Linked DNA regions of Mus musculus: region 1 is linked to region 2. The links are chromatin loops, found by intact Hi-C in ENCODE. Cell type or tissue: left cerebral cortex. All regions are shown on one strand. Each heading gives the region's core, and the rest is flanking DNA. Links, peaks and the distances in the headings are about the cores only.

Evidence for each region. Hi-C counts contacts between places; a loop is a spot of excess contacts. Peaks named below come from ENCODE experiments on the same cell type or tissue, not always from the same donor. Only the 100,000 strongest peaks of a DNase experiment are listed, where the experiment ranks them.
Region 1: it touches region 2 in a loop (4-fold over the local background); 10 of 42 quality-filtered maps call a loop at or near these places.

The regions. Positions count from the first base shown.
Region 1 is chr9:83,593,008-83,601,287 of GRCm38, forward strand. It overlaps Sh3bgrl2 (SH3 domain binding glutamic acid-rich protein like 2), which reads left to right. Exons shown (of 4, transcript NM_172507.5): 3 at 1,651-1,731; 4 at 4,218-7,285. The coding sequence ends at 4,229. Among named protein-coding and RNA genes, the nearest start is that of Gm39384, 24 kb to the left of the region's middle. In left cerebral cortex, for the core only: no CTCF peak of the experiment used is centred there; DNase peaks (open chromatin) are centred at 3,322, 4,002 and 5,126; H3K27ac peaks cover 2,173 bases.
Region 2 is chr9:83,485,458-83,493,737 of GRCm38, forward strand. No RefSeq gene overlaps it. Among named protein-coding and RNA genes, the nearest start is that of Lca5, 48 kb to the left of the region's middle. In left cerebral cortex, for the core only: a CTCF peak has its summit at 3,396; DNase peaks (open chromatin) are centred at 2,807 and 3,377; H3K4me3 peaks cover 796 bases.

The sequences.
Region 1 (8,280 bases), core at 1,758-5,757, 110 kb after region 2:
TCAGTCAGGTGTCTTGTGTTTCTCAAACAGCGTGTTCAGCTCAACGCCAGTTTCCCCATCCTGGGAAAGCCAAGAGCCGCTGTACTTCTTACTTCCCTGTCGCCTCCACATCGCATCCAAAAACAACCCTCACTTCCTACTTTTTGGACACGTCTCCTGCCCACAGCCCTGTCCGTTACCTCCACTGGGATCCTGGCTGGCCTACATTACCAAGTCAAGTGCCCCCTAACTTTCTCTCTAGTTTTCTCAGCTCTCCCTTTCCGAGACATTCTCCAATGCCTATTGAGCATTGTCGTGAAAGTAACATCATTTTATTTTCTTGTTCAAATCTGTTACATGGCTTCCTTTGCATTTAAGATAAAACTGAATAAAACGGAGCCAGGCGTGGTGGCGCACTCCTTTAATCCCAGCACTCGGGAGGCAGAGGCAGGCGGATTTCTGAGTTCGAGGTCAGCCTGGTCTACAAAGTGAGTTCCAGGACAACCAGGGCTACACAGAGAAACCCTGTCTCGAAAAACCAAAAACAAAAACAAAAAAAAACCTGAATAAAACCCAGCATAACAGCTGCCAGGTGGCCTGCCAGCTCCCACCTTCCCATGCTGCCCGTGCCCAGTGTCCTTGTATCATCCATTGGCATGACAAACTCTATCGACCCCAGAGACTTCTGCTCGACATATTGAGCCAGTCTCTTCAGATATGTAACTCCTCGGCCGCAGGAGTAGCCCCTGTAAAACCAAGATGGCTGCAGGTTAGAGTCAGAGCTATGTCTAAGGCCATGAGACTCACTGATAGGGGCTGTGCGCAGAACCAAAGATGATAATCCAAACATTTTTCATCAAATGAGGCTTTCTGAAGACGAAACTTCTACAAGTTGTGGACTCATTTAGATTTCAGGTGTTCTTAAAAGCCCCTTAATAACATTGGCTCAGTCGTGCCCAGGGACCAGGACGCATGTGGCGATGGCCAGGTTCCTCCTGGGCTGATGCTGTCCAGAGTACAAAGAACATGAAGTTCAAGGGTATTGCTGCAGACAGAAGTCAGCTCCCCACCCCCAACTCCCCTGCTCTGTAGCTGTCCTGCTTGGCCACTGTGTTTCTTTTCTCAGAGCCTGTCCACAGGAAACTGCAAAAGCAGAGCCAAAGCCTGCCACTAAGACTGACACCTGCAGACCCTTGTGACTTTTCGGGTGACCAGTGATTGATTTCTTTCTTTCTTTCTTTCTTTCTTTCTTTCTTTCTTTCTTTCTTTCTTTCTTTCTTTCTTTCTTAAGTCTTGGATAGCAAAATATCAAGCATGACACTGGGGTGTGGCTCTCCTTATTAGTGGGTATAATCTAAGATCAGGGTGAGCACGTACAGATAAATTCTAGTTTGACACACAAGGAAAAATGAGTGTTTGCTCCTTTATTTCTGTTGCCAAATCCTGTCCTAATTCTGGGTTTTAAAATAAAAAGAAAGAAAGAAAAGACTTGTTACAACAGGCCCTTTCAACTACACACTGAATCCAGTGGGTGCTTGTAGGTCTTCCTTGGCCTTGACCGAGCAATGGTACATTGTTTTCTTCCACGCAGGATTTTTATGAAAGCATCAACTGTAAAAGTAATTGCTTGCCGGTGCTCACTGGCTTTATCTTCCTCTCTTCTTTTTCTAGGACTATGACAGTTTTTTTGAATCGAAGGAAAGCAACACAGTCTTTTCATTCTTAGGCCTGAAGCCACGGCCGGCATCCACGGTAGGTTAACCTTGTGTATTTGGAGGTAGGCTAACCCTCTGTACCGGGCTTCAGCACCCATGGTAGGTAAGCCCTCTGACTCTCGCTTCAGAGTTTATCCTGCTGGAGCAGACCTTAGGGACTGAGGTTGAATGGGTGAGAGGCATGTATCTACCCTGCTAAACTTGCAGTCTCTCGGGTAAATATAGACTGCAGGGATACACACAAAAATTTTAACTTCTTTAAATCAAAATATTAGTTTACTTTTAATTGATAGCCCTGTTCTCTGAAGAGGAATTTAAGGTAGCAAAATAGGTAGCTAGTTTTTATTTAAATTATAAATTCACATTGTGTTTTACCCCTGTGTCTGTACCTTTCACGTTTATGATTTGTTTGGTCACAGATGGGGAATCACATCTGTACTGATCATGAAAAGCTTTCTCCTGGCCTTATTTCTCTTTTGTTTTTTGTTGCTGTTTTATTTTTTCATTTTTTTGAGACAACAGTTTCTCTGTGTCATCCTGGGGCTGTCCTGCACTCTCTGAGACCAGGATAACCTGGAATTCACCAAGATCCACTGGCCTCTACCTTCTGAATGCTGGAATTAAAGGCACTCGCCACCAAGCCTGCTGTTGTTTCTTTTGAGACAGTGCCTTTCTGTGGCTGACTGTCTTAGAACTTATTATGTCTGTTGGGCTAGCCTTGAACTCCCAGCGATCCCCCTTGCCTTTGCCCAGGGCTGGGCTTTCCTCTCCTCATTTCTTAACACAGCATCACACCAGTTTGCATAGATGTCGTGATTGAAGCATCCCACTCACCTGGAGATGCTTTGAACCATGGTGGGGCACAGAAGTGCAGGGGCTGTGTGCTGGAGAGACTAGAGAATGCGGGGGTCCTGGCAAGGATGTGGGATGGATGCCCCACAAGGCCAAGGGGCAGCAGCTTTATGAAATGGCGGAAGCAGAGCCACATTTGAGAGGCATCTCAAATCAGACCTGAAAGAGGTGTCACACTTCCTAATCCAACCTGAGTATTTTTAAAGCCTCGTATCGCATCATACCTTTTGGAAAATGTGAAGAACCTGAGTCTGTTTTGTGCAAAGACTTAGGAATAATGAATATTTTCATAGCCATATAAAGCACAAGATTTACTTTAAAAATAAAAACCAAGTAAGTTAATAGTTTGGTTATTTCATTTAAAAAGACTGGTTTTGTGACTAGAAAAGTCAGTTAGGCTTATTTTTTTAAATTGTAAAGAAGTAAATATGTGTAAAATAGAATATTAAACTCACTAGCCAGAGCCAACCATATTGACACTTTTCCAGTGCGCCTTACAATCCTCATAGACATACACAGTAACTGAGGCTTGGCTATAGCTCAAGTGGAGGCTGAATTCTAAAGTATCTATTTTAATGCAGCCGAACCTGCAGTGCATTCTGGAAGCTTTGTCGAAGTAGCGGGTCCTTTGAGGCTGCCTAGGACAGGTACCATCTGAAGCCCCTGTGAGAGGAGACAGAGGCTTTCAGTAATAGTAGCCCCGCTGCAGCACCTGCAGCAGAGCCTCCACCATGAGAACACGCCTTGTTTTACATCAGCAAGCCCGCAGATGGCTTGTGGGTGGTTCCTATGCACATGGTTTTTAGCAGAGGCACACCCACACAGAAAGTATTTACAGGTTCTTAAGACTATTTTTATGCCAGTCAGACATTTGAATATTTGTTAGGAAAATTAGTATTTATATAAAATATTCCACCCAAATATATTAAACAATCCAGATTTATCTTCAGAGAATTGGGGGATGGGGCAGTGTGTGTGGTGGGGAAAGCCTGGGGCAAGGATTACCTTCCAGAGGCAGAAGCCAGTAGGCTGTGTCAAAACCTCATAGAAGATACTGAGTACACACCATCTCTGGTCTCATTTTCTCCAAAGGCACAGATTCTTTAAAGATTCAGCAGCTGGTATGGAGACTTTTGCTCCCAGGTCACTAAGACAAGGGGTGATTTTCAGAATCCATAACTGCTGATTGCACTGCACACCCTTTGGCTATATTGGAGCAAATTGCAGTGGCTTCTTGGTGACACTTGTTTAATTGGGTCATGGGGACAGACAGAGTGGCACTTGGACAACAGGGGTGGTGATGCGTTATGAATGATGTGGCCATTCTGATGATGTCATTCATCCAGGGCCACCCTTAAGCAGTACCTCTTCATGCTCCTGGGAGGTCACAGCCACCTGTTGTGAGCTAATAGCACAGCAGTGTTCAAAGAAGGAGACTTGGTGGCTGCAGAGAGATGGAGCTTTTCTTTGCTTGTTTGCAGGTTGGGTGGGTAGGACTGAAGTCGAGGCTCTGGCTTAAAAGCCGAGACTTCGCCCTCTCAGTAACAGGGTGAGTCATTATAACCTCCCTCATATCTGTTCCTGACATTTCAAAAACAAAACACTGCGAAAGGCAAGCGTTCTTGTCGATGCAGTGTAATGACCGTGCCTTTCCCCTCTTGTGTTTAATAGGCGGAACCTTAGAGGTAAAAAGTAGAAGGTGATGGAGTTGCGTTTGGAGCACCCCCTGGTACTCAGCACTCGCCTGCTTACCTGATGCATCACTGTGACAAAGCCACACACACAATCAGTAACTTCGTCTGACCTGGAGAAGGTGTCTTTGGAGGACATGGGAATAATGGGGACTGCATGATTGCTCTGAGCCAATCAGTTCTGTGGTGGTGGATCCTCTTATTTTCTGATTCGTCTGCAGTTGCCTCACTCACCTGAAAGTACTCTCCCCGTGATAGGTCAACTTCCTTAATGACTGACAGGTAATTGGGCGACACCATCAGGGAGAAAACGTTGAACCTGCCCTATGTTTTATTAGAAACTGGCCTTGCAGAAACCCATTCCTCTCTAAGCTGCCTGCGTCCCATCCTTGAAACCATTTTGCCAGGATGGTAACGTCAATTGAATCCAAAAGAAGAAAGCAGTGCCGACTGACATTGACTCTGAGGGTTCTTGTTGGAGAGTCACAAATGTCACTGCTCTGGTACTTTGTAATAACGCCTGCTGGAAGAGCTGGATGCTCTCAGCTCCGTTCTGTGATGGAAACCCTCACCCCTATAAATTCTCCAGGCTTCTCCAGGTGCTTCCAAAACCTCCATTGCAATATCAAATGATCACAGCCAAGTTACAGGGCAGAAAAGAGTTGCTGTTTTTGGAAAATGTCTCTTTTATCTCTTGCAAGGGGGAAGTTTCACTGTATGCATAAGACTACTTGAGAGATATATTTTAAGAAGTGCACCGGTTACATATAGTAAGTTAATAGAGTTTGCTCTGTCAGTATGCAAAGGCGTTTTCAGCTCTTGTAGTTTGCTTACACACACATGCACATATATTTTTAAATGCAGCTCCCCAAAGTAACAGCTGCTTGTTCTATTTTGTGAAGGGATTATATTTTTGGAGGAAGAAAATGCTTGGTTAGATATATTTTGTGAACCGTTGGCGCCAGCCCTGCGAGGACATTTGCATAGCACACACAGGTTCTGCATTCAGCTCCAGCATACTGGGAAGGAAAAAGAGACACCACGATGGCTGCCTAGTGTCACTTCCCATGTCACGCACCTTTGTCTCTGACAGTTGACAGTCTTAGGCTTTTCAGAATAACACAGACACACATTCTTGCTTGATGTAGGAGCACGTGTGAGATTTCAGAGCAGCCCAGACAGGAAGGGGCTGTCTAGAGCATGGTCCTCAATGGTTCTTAAGAAGCAAAGTCCCTGCTCCCTCTGGGTGAACACTGGCAAACACTGAGGTTACTCTCCTGTATCCTGGCATATTTAGAGTTAATCTCACACATAGAAATAATCTTGAATAGGATAAAGGGCTGACTGAAATCTCCACCTAGCCTGCACGATGCTAGGCCTTTCACTCTGATTCTGAAAAGGAAATGTTTGAGAAATTGAAAGATCCATCAAGCAGCCCTCTCTGCCACCTGCACCCCAAGCTTTGCTAAAGGTGGGCTGTTCTGCAGTCTTTTTTAAATGCTGAAGCTGAGAGCTTGTTGCAGTCCTGTTGCAACAAGGAGAAAGGCGAACACCTTTCTTTATGAATGGACCAAATGATTGATGCACAATTTTCTTCCCAGGGAAAGCTTGTCAGGTTGTGGGCATTAGTGGGCTAGTTGGTGTTAAGCCCGATCCACGTAAAATTCCATTTGATAAATCCCAGGGAGTTTCCAGAGTTTTGTGTGTTGTGTTGTGTTTTGTTTTGCTTTGTTTCCACCTCCAGCTGGATATTGTGCTTGAATTTGTGAGTCTTCTGACAAGACACATTTCTCTTTAAAATAGAGTGATTTTTAAATTGTCTTGTGAAATCAACCCAGGTTACCTTGAGCCGTTTACTTACATCAAGTCTACTCTTGCCAGTGTGTGCCAACAACCAGTTTGGCAAAGTGAAATCTTAGCATGTTTTGGATGGTAGGAGCACTAACCTTACAGTGTTGAGGAGACAAAGAAAGCTACCAAGATTTGTCACATATCTTTTTAATTGTCCATACCATACCTACTATGACTGTGTTAGACACACCACCGAATAGATGGTGTTCTTAGCATCACTATCATAGTTTCACATCATTTCCTTGCCATGGTTCTTCTAGGGAGCACTGGGGAGTCAGCCAAGAAAAATGAGATTAGAGGTAGTGACTTGTTTTAGTGTCCAGAAGCCCAGTATGGAGTGGACCACAGTCCCCGGACAAGTGTGTGTAGAGCATGCTGGCTCTTGTATGATTCCCAGTCTGCCTGTCTGCCTGACTTCTCTTCCTTTCCCTCTTTCTCTTTGTTGTTGTTTGAGACAGTCTTGCTACGGAGACCCAGGACTCACTTCTGCTTCTGCCTCCCAAATGCTAGGATCACATACTTACTGAAATCGTGTTCTTCCAATTTCCTTTAATTAGCTTGCTTTTAGATTGGCTCGCCGCCATCTCTAAAGCCTAGGAAAGAAGTGCAGACTTGGCTGTAATGCCAGCAGCTTTCAGGCCATAGTGTCGACTTCCTGCCTGCTTGTGGACAAAGGAAGTATGCTGCTGATGCCCAGACAGTGCCATTTGAATATTAGGTGACCGTGAAACACCATACTGCCAAGTGTCTGCAAACCAGAAGACAGTTTAGTTCAGGAAATATTTTGCCAAATTCAGGGGCTTTATTAAAATCAAAGAGGAGAAAGAGGAAATATTTTGTCCTTAGATGCTAATATGTTTTAGGCTTTCTTTTTCTGTTTTATAAAGTTAACCCAGTATTTACATTTCCATATTGTGTGAATTGAACCATCTAAATATATTTTTCTTTTGTTATTGAAAGGTACCAAAGGCTTTTTATGTTTTGTTTGGTTTGTTTGATTTTATTGTAGGGTTTGTTTTTTTTTTTCTAGAAATACCTTTTATATAGACTAGTCCCCAAGTGTCTGGGTCTACTTCAGTCTGTGTAATTGGTTTTTACCTCAGTTCATTTGTATTTGTCTCTCAAGGCATTGGTGAAATCTCAGATTTTATATTCTGCTTTAAAGGGGAATAAATTCCAGAAAACATGCATTATAAAGCTGGAGTTGTTTCTTCCCATTCTCTCTCCTTTTCCAACTTTTATCCTGGAGTTAGCTTGGATCCTTCCTGTTGCTCTAGGAAGCTGAGTGTCTGCTCCCATCCGTGAAAGGGTTAGTGAGTTGCTACAGAGCTCCCACAGTGACACATGAGAAGAATGCATGTGGTTTTGTCTGGACGCACTGGGAGGAGAACAGAGCCCTCTCTGGCCACCCAGGACTGAGGTGGGGATACTCAGCGGTTGGCCTAGGTGTGTCATGTCCTCTTCCAGGCACACTGAAGCCACTAGCGGTTTGTCCCATACTGGCTGCAGAAAACACCAGAGGTGGTCACAACTCCTCTCACTTGGGCTTCCTGTGATCCACATTTGGAAGCAGAAGAAAACATTTCTGAAGGCGAGGGCTAAGGCTGAACTCACCAAGAAACAGTTGCAGAACTCAAAGGCCAAGACAGATGGAGGGTGTGGGAGGGCTCAGACACAACAAGCTCTAAGATGGCAGAAATATGACCGCTCACAAAACCAAATCGGCCAAGAGCCCTGCCTGCGTGTGACCCAGATTCCAAAGGGAGGGCTTCCTAGTTCTAGACATGTGGGCCAGATTAGCATTGGCTGTCTTTTCTGCCAGCATGAATTAAGCCCTCATAAGGTGATGGGTCCTGTCTGAGGATGAGGGGAGCAAATGAGCACAGCAGGGACAGCCGCAGTCAGTGGCGGGCCAGGGAAGGTGTCAGTGCTGGTACAGCTCATTATCAGAAAGGTTAAAGGTTTTTTCCTACTAAAACCATCCTCACTTTTTATACATGCAACGGACTGTACGCGTATATACATACATATCTACTGTAGTTTAAAGAGTAATAATAATAGCCCCCATATGCCTCCAGCCTGCCATGCTGCCTTTCTCCCTAGGCACCCCATGTGCGCTTCCCTGACCTTCTCTTTCTCCCTGTTGAATATAGAAAGCCTCACCCTGTGTGTGGATCGAAGCCTTCCTGCCC
Region 2 (8,280 bases), core at 1,828-5,827:
CAAAAACCAGAGACAGAGAAATAGATCTGAGAAGGCTAGGCTGACTCCATTACAGGCTTCAAATTGGCAGTTCAGGAGACTAGGACTAAGAACTGGGCAAGTCCAGGCAAGCTCAGACAAGTCAGTTACTAGAAAAAAAAATCCCAGGCTTCAGGCAGCTACTCAGAAACTACCCTACTGTCAGAAGCTGCCCTGCCACCTGGTCTGAAGCAAGGGCAATGGGTCAGCAAAAGTTTCCAGACCCCTATCCCTTACCCCAGTAACAGTTTCCAGCCCCTATGCCCTGCTAATGGTTCTGGAATGTCCCTAGAAATGGAGCAAGATAAATGTCACTTACCCTGAAATTCTCCTAATGTCTGCCAGCTCACTTACTTGTTTCTCCATCTTAGAATGAAAGACCCCAGCATGCTGGACCTCTGCAGAACAAAACACTCTTTGCTTTTACATATTATTTGAGTCCAGGGTATCATTCTTTGGTGAACCATGGGCCCTTACAGATCAATATGAGAGATGTACAGCCAAGCACTGTATAATGGGTGCATCTAATGGTGGCCCCATAAGATTATGTTGTTGTTAAATCATAGGCTACTTATCATACATAAATGAGGTTTATTAGTGGAATTGACTCACATGGTCAGGGAGGCTGGGAAGTCCCCTGGCAGGCTGTCTGTCAGCTGGAGTCCTTGGATGCTAGCAGATTGGCTCAGTGCCGCTCCGAAGACCTCCAAACCAAGGAAGCTGATGATATGATTTTGAGTCTAAAGCCAAAAGCCCAAGACTCCAGGGAGGAGGCTGCTAGTGTAATTCTGCACCCTTGTCCAGAACTCAGAATCCTGAGTTCTAAAATCCAACGATGCACCCATCTAATACCCAGTGGTTCCACTTCAAGATATACACATACAGATGACAGAAACCCTTACATACCTTCAGCAGGAAGCAGATACTAAAATAGTCATCACAGCACTGCTTTTAACAATAAAATCTGGAACCAACACAAAGAACCATTGACATGAGGCTGCCTACAGGAGTTGTGTTGCATTTGCACATTACTGGAGATGTGGCTTAGTGGATAAGAGTGCTTGCTGTGTAAGCATGAGGACCTGAGTTCAAATCCTCAGCACCCACAAAAAAAAAAAAAAAAAAAAAAAGAACCTGACATGGCTGCAAGCACCTGTAACTTCAGCATGGGGGAAGGACACAGGTGGAAACAGGTTGGCTAGTCCATCAAATTTCAGGACTCTGTAAAAGACTGTCTCAAGAGACTAAGGTTGAGAGAGGGTAATAAAGGGAAATACCTGACGTTGTCCTCCAGCCTCGGCATGTATACATGTGGACGTGTCCGCCTGCACACTCACATGTGTGATTGTGCAACACACCTAACACACAGATGTAGAATGCTGAATGCTCATGTGTACTCATGAACGAATGTCTGACACATAACCCAGATGAATAACAAAGTAATAAAAATTGCATAAACTTCATTTCTACATCTATAAAATACAAAAACATCCAAATATCCATAAACACCTCTCTTCCAAGTACTAACAAGACCCGCTTAGCTTCTGAGATCCCACGAGAGCAGGGTAGTATGACCATAGACAAAACCCACAAATGTATTTACTTAGGGATTAGGGAGATAGAAAAACAATAAAAAATAAAGAGTCCTACCCCAAGTGAGGTGGCTCAGCCAGTAGGGGCACTTGCTGTCACAACTGACAACCTGAGTTCTGTCTGATAAACCTGCATGGAGAAAGGAGAGAACGGAATCCTGCAAACTGTCCTCTGACCGCCACGTGTGCACCATGGCAGATGAGTGCTTCCAAAATAAGTAAATACGTGTAAAACCGAGTTAAATCCTCACACATAATTGAAGACAGTGATTACTGGGGATAGAGAAAGCAGAATAGGAGACAAATGGAGATACTAGGTCAGGTATACAAAAGAGGATGTCAGCGATATGATAGAGGTTCTACTTTTAAATGTATTTATTTTCATTTCATTTTATTATAGTAAGAATTTTATTGTGCTTTGTTTATGATGAGACTTTTTGTTCTTATCCCCAAAAATAGACACAACCAGGTTTTTTTTAATTTTTACCAATGCTGCATGAGGGTGCGTGTGTGTGTGTGTGTGTGTGTGTGTGTGTGTGTGTGAATTCTGTTGACATAGTCAAAATTAAGTTTGCCATCATTATGTGTCATAGATGCTAAGCTGAACAACCACATTTCCAGCTTACATCTCGATTCAACGGTGGACCTGTTTACCTTTAGGTGCTGACCTGCCCTAGTCGATTGAAGGACAGTGGTTCCAGCAACCATATGTATGAAGAAACCTGCTCTTTACATTTCTATCTTCATTTATACAGAATTTAACCCAGATTGCACAGAGTTAGCTGTCAACAGGGAATGCAGAAGGCTGGGATCTGCCTGCAGAAATTGAAGGCTGACATTGTGAGTTAAGGCTGACATTGTGAGTTAATTGGGAGAATTCCACTCTCCTTCGTGTTGCCTGCTAATGCCCTACGTGTGTACAATTTCAGAGTAGCATTAAAAAAAATACTCCCTTCTCTTCCTTTACCCCCACTCTTCCCACATTAAGTATCTTTAGGAACATATGGTATTTCCAAGAAAAAGCCAAATGAATATCTGAAACATTAATGTGCCATACTGCTATCATGACAAGAATAAAGAAGACAGGGAATCCAGAAATCTCCTAACACAACAACTGTTACTGCCAATTCCCACATCCAGTGCAGATCATCACTTAGAGAAGGAGGGCTGCTCGGTGACTAAGCAGACAGATGGCAGGTGCGAGTCAAAACACTCTGGGGTGCTAGCTCAGTTCAAAGCATTCTGCCTTACTCACGGCTGGAGAGACCGAATGTACAAAATCACATCACCGACTGAACAAGGAGGAAAGGCCAGAAACCCACGTAATCAAAATGTAAGAGGAAGACACCCAAAGTTAGGAGCCAAATTCTGTGGGCTGGATCTTTAATCTTTCTCTGGTCCGTGATTAAGCCTCTCCCAGGGTTCCCTGGGGTACACAGGATGTGACTGATGTCTGCACTTTACTGCCCTCTGAGCTGGGACCACCTCTATCGACGGTTACCTGGCTGCATTCCTGCAGAGCAGTGATCCAAGGCAAAGAACCAAGACCACATCCTCACCCGGCAAGCAACGCGCCCTGGTTTACCAACCTCACTGTTCAGTTCCTAGGAGGGAATGATGGAATCTAATTTTTACATGCTAGACAACAACCGGAGGAGGGGGACAGAAAAACCACTCATGAGCGTTCTCCTATTTGATTAAGGGCTTTGGATATTACAATCAAACAGGCTGAGATCACTCTAATGAATACGCGTGTAATTGTAGAAACAGGCCCTAGGTGGAGCCTCAGTAAAGGCGGCGACAAATTGATGAACAAATTGAAAATAAATCAAGTCCTCCAAAATTTCCATAAGCAATCGTAGCATCTTATAGAGTGATCTGTTTGTCGTTGCTCCAGCACAGGGGACAGGGAGTTATAGAACAAATGCTTTGTTTGTTAGGGATGATTCTCGGGAGAGTGTGCTCTGTCATAGCGAATGAAGACACATGATTCCCTTCAGTCTGTCTTTGATGCTCTTTTTTTTTTTTTTTAAACAGTGCAGTGTGAATGGGTGAAAATGCCCCTAAGCATCTCTCTTTCCTTTGGGGACATGCACTAAATTATTTATTAGCATATAGAATATCTCACCTCACAAGAGAAATAATCAGAATTATTTAAAGATAACATATTCATTAACCATAAACACAATAACGCTAAGTGAAATTGTCTTTCCCCATTCCGATTACATTTCATTAGTCACCACTGCCAAAAAATGTCAGACAACTTTGTCCAGTTATATTGGGATAGAATTGGCAAGTTAACACTGCATACACTCAAGGAATATAATGTGACTGCTATAATTTGATACCTGTAGACATGGTGAAGGTATAATTAAGATAGCCATCCATAGACACCACGCTTTTGGCATTGTATACCTTAGATTTCTGAAACTTCATTTTAAGAAATTTCTATTTCTTTTTCTTTCTTTCTTTCTTTTTTATTGGGTATTTTCTTTATTTACATTTCAAATGCTATCCCAAAAGTCCCCCATACCCTCCCCCCCCCCACTCCCCTACCCACCCAATCCCACTTCTTGGTCCTGGCGTTCCCCTGTACTGGGACATATAAAGTTTGCAAGACCAAGGGGCCTCTCTTCCCGATGATAGCCAAGTAGGCCATCTTCTGCTACGTATGCAGCAGAAATTTATATTTCTTAAATTTCTTAATATTTTAAGATATATAATATATATATTTAAGATATATTTTGAGATATATAAGATATATTTAAATATAATTTTTATTTTAAGAAATTTGTATACTACGGAAACATATATACTCCTAAAAACTTGATTATATTCATTGACCCGTGTAAGCATAAGATTAAGACTCTGATGACTCTGCACAAACAGTGCTCGATAGGAAGAAGGAAGAGCGAGAATGTCTTACAGAAGCCGGCGCACTTGAGAATACTTGCAGTGTGACGTTAGCCTCCAAGGCATTCAGACAGAGTTTTAATTTAGTTATTTTGCCTTTTCTGCCACAAATTACTTTTCCCTTTGGTTTTAGAAAGTATTGTGTTAAAGTATTATGGTGACTGAGTGTGACAGTACATGCCTGCAGTCCCAGCTAGTCAGGAAGCTGAGGCAGGAGGATCATTAGAGCTAGAGAGTTCAGAACCAGCCTGGACGACATAATATACCCTATTTCAAAATAAGAACAATTATTGAAGTTAACAAATTTTGAGTATTTCACAAAGTTTGCTCTTAAAGTGGCTGCTTCAGTCACCTCAGCCCATTCTCTCTATGGGCTGTGACTGCCTCCACGTACCTCTATTTGAAACAGCACTTCCTCCAACTTTGAACATAGGGAATAAACCACAGTAGTCTAAGCATCACATTGGCTTTCCCTATAGTGATCATTAGTCATTCCTCACGCTGATATGAGAAAATAATTGTTTTCTCATGATGTATGGCAAACACAGACAAATATCGCTTACATAAATCACTACTTTCTAACTTAATTACTCTGTCTGCAGTATACCTGTTTCAAATTTGTTTAATGATTTGGAACTACAGTTCAATGTAGTTGGTTTCTGTGATACTCACTCTTACATGACTTATTTTATTCCCTTAAATGCATCATCCCAGCATAGATGTCCACAGCCTCACAGACTGCTGAGCAGTCCATAGTGCAGAGAGATGCCCTTGTGGGGTAGATACCCTCACTCCTGGATTCCTGCTCAAGAGACCCTGAGCCGGAACCATTTAATACAGGGAACTGAAACCAAATGAAGACATAGTGACACTCACAGAAAGTACTTATATGGGTAAATATTACATCTACTTATCCCTGTACCCAAAGATAAGATTAGTTTCCATCTCTTACCTTTTTATAGGAGATAGAGACTATTACAGAAATCCACAACTGGTCAAAATGCAGAGAACAACTGACTGTGGATACCCAAGCCCAGTTGATATATCTACAGCATAACCCTACATCTAAGGCTCAGGAAACATTGCCGAAGAGGCAGAAAGACTGAAAAGGCCAGAAGACCAGGATGTCGGGTCCATGAAATAGTGTCTTCTATGTATAACAGGGAACCTGCACCCACAAAACCTCTCTCTCTCTCTCTCTATGTTTATATATATATATAATGTGTATATATGTATATACATATATATATGTATATGTATGTATATATCATTGTTCTTGTTTGTTCACCAGAAGTTAAGACCCGGTTGTTGAACGCCTATCACACGTCAGTGAAGAGAATCGGATAATCAAACTGGAGCTGAGCTGGAAGCTTCCTTCCCACCCATCAGCCTTCACAGTGCCAGGGGGCGCCATGCAGGGCACTGGAGGTTAAAAAAAACATCACCAATAGTCTTACCTAGTCATGGTTAGGATTCAGTGACCTACAATAATGACTTGCCAGGCAAGATGTGCCCTCTAATGTAGTAATAGCATGACTGTCCTGGAAAGAGCCAACCCTTTTTGATTGGACTTGAGGCCCACTCCATAAGCAGAAATTCATTCCTGGTTCTATGAGTCTGATCAAAAGCTATGGCTAGGGAGTGCATAGGTCCTCTTGGAGAACCTACTAGTATTGTTTTGTTAAATGACCAAGGTGTCAAACTGTCATCAAAACATTTTTACCTTCAGATTAGTGTTGTACCAAACCTTCATTAGGCAAGTTTCTTACTGTAGAGGGTGGAGTGCTTAATGAAGAAATCTATATCTGGCCAAAGTCACCAACATCTGTTATAGTAGAGTGTTCAGCCCTAAGTAGGACAACTGTCTCACTCCTCACCACCGAGGCTCAGGAAACATGTCAGTGGAGGGTGGAAAGAATGAAAGAGCCAGAGGACAAGGATGGGGAGATGTGCGGCAAAGGATGTCCTCTCGACAGACATAGCTGGTGCACTGCTGAACTCACTATAGATGCATTCCTCTACACAAGACCGACTCATGATTAGACCCCTCAACACACGATACCCATTTGCAGAGATGTCATGTTTTTCCCATTTGTTCACACCATTGATGGTCTGACTAATGCTTGTCTGACTGATCCATCCATTCTTCTGGGAGATGTGTTAAAATTTCGCAGATTATGTAGGTGTGCTTATTATATTTTCTTATCATTCTATCATTTTTATAATGTATTTTTAAGCTAAGAAGATAGATTTGAAGTCAGGTAGGAGACGGGAAAATTATGACTTCGTGGAGAGCTAAGAGGAAGAGAGGGAAGGAAGGAGGAAGCCATAGATGTATATTTATTTAGAATGCTTTAGCTTTCCAGGGTGGTGTGCTTTTTCATGTCACATGATAATAATGTCCAGTTCTGAGTTATTCTTTCCCCAGTTTTTTCTAGTTTTAGATGTATTTATTTGCATTTTTGGTGTATGAATGTTTTCTCTGTATGTATATCTGTGCACTACATGCCATACCTGATACCCTCAGGGGCCAGAAGCAGCCTTGGACCCCTTAGAACTGTAGTTATAGACGTTTGTGAGGCACTATGTGGGTGCTGGGGACCAAACCCGGGTCCCCTGCAAAAGTAGCTAATGCTCTTAACTGCTGAGCCACCTCTCCAGCCCCTTCCCAGTTTATTCTTGGTTTTCTGGGAGCAAGGGGGAAGATTAATGCTGATCTCTCTCTCTCTCTCTCTCTCTCTCTCTCTCTCTCTCTCTCTCTCTCTCCATCAAATATGTTTCTTAGAGAGAAAAAAATCATTTGAGCATTTGAGGACTCTTCAAATCATGCCTTTTTACTGAAAACTATGCTTTTGTATGTTATTAATATAAATTTAACAGCTTTGTTTTGTTTTGTCTTTTTGTTTTGATTTCATTATAACTTGACCCTTGGTTTCAGAAAATACCCATGTAGCTGAATTGTTAATGGTTTTCTCACATGTATTTCCAACGTGCCTGTATGTAATTGGACTATGTTCATTTACAATCACTCTGTGGCTGTGTTTGGATTTATCTCCAGCATCTACCACTTCACTCAGCCTACATTTACACTGTCAATTTTTTTTTTCAGATTTCTCAAATATTTATATTTTTTAGCTAAGGGAATGAAAATTCTATTTCTGTCCTCCCAGTAGTTGCCCTCCATACTAACAGAGCTAAGCACCATGACAGCCTCTCCTCTAAACAATGCAGGGCTTCTGATATCTCCAAGCATCTCCTATCCTGCAAGCTATTTTTGTCTAGCAGTCATTTGTTGATGTTTGAACATAGTCTAACACCCTCCTGGAATGTAAAACTTTCTGATTCTCACCAAGTTTCTTTCAATCCAATTCCCTTCTTCCCATCACACATCTTTTAGATGTGCTACCATGAGGAGTTTCTGGTCAAATCTCTTAGATTTTGCTCATTTGGACATGTTTACAATCACCGTTCTTGGTAGCGGAGGTGAGCAGACGTGTTTCTATGAAGCCCTTCTTCACACTTGAAGGATGGTTTGTCATCTGTCTTGCTATGGAAAAGTCAGGTCTAATAAACAGTCTACTTTCTTCACCTGTTTTTAAGACATTTTATTTATTTGCTTTTTTTTGTTGTTGTTAAATCAATTTTACTAAATGTATGTACAGTAAAATGTCCTCATGCAAAGTATATATATTGATAAGCTTTAAAAATTTATAAACCACCGGGTGTGGTGGCGCACGCCTTTAATCCCAGCACTCGG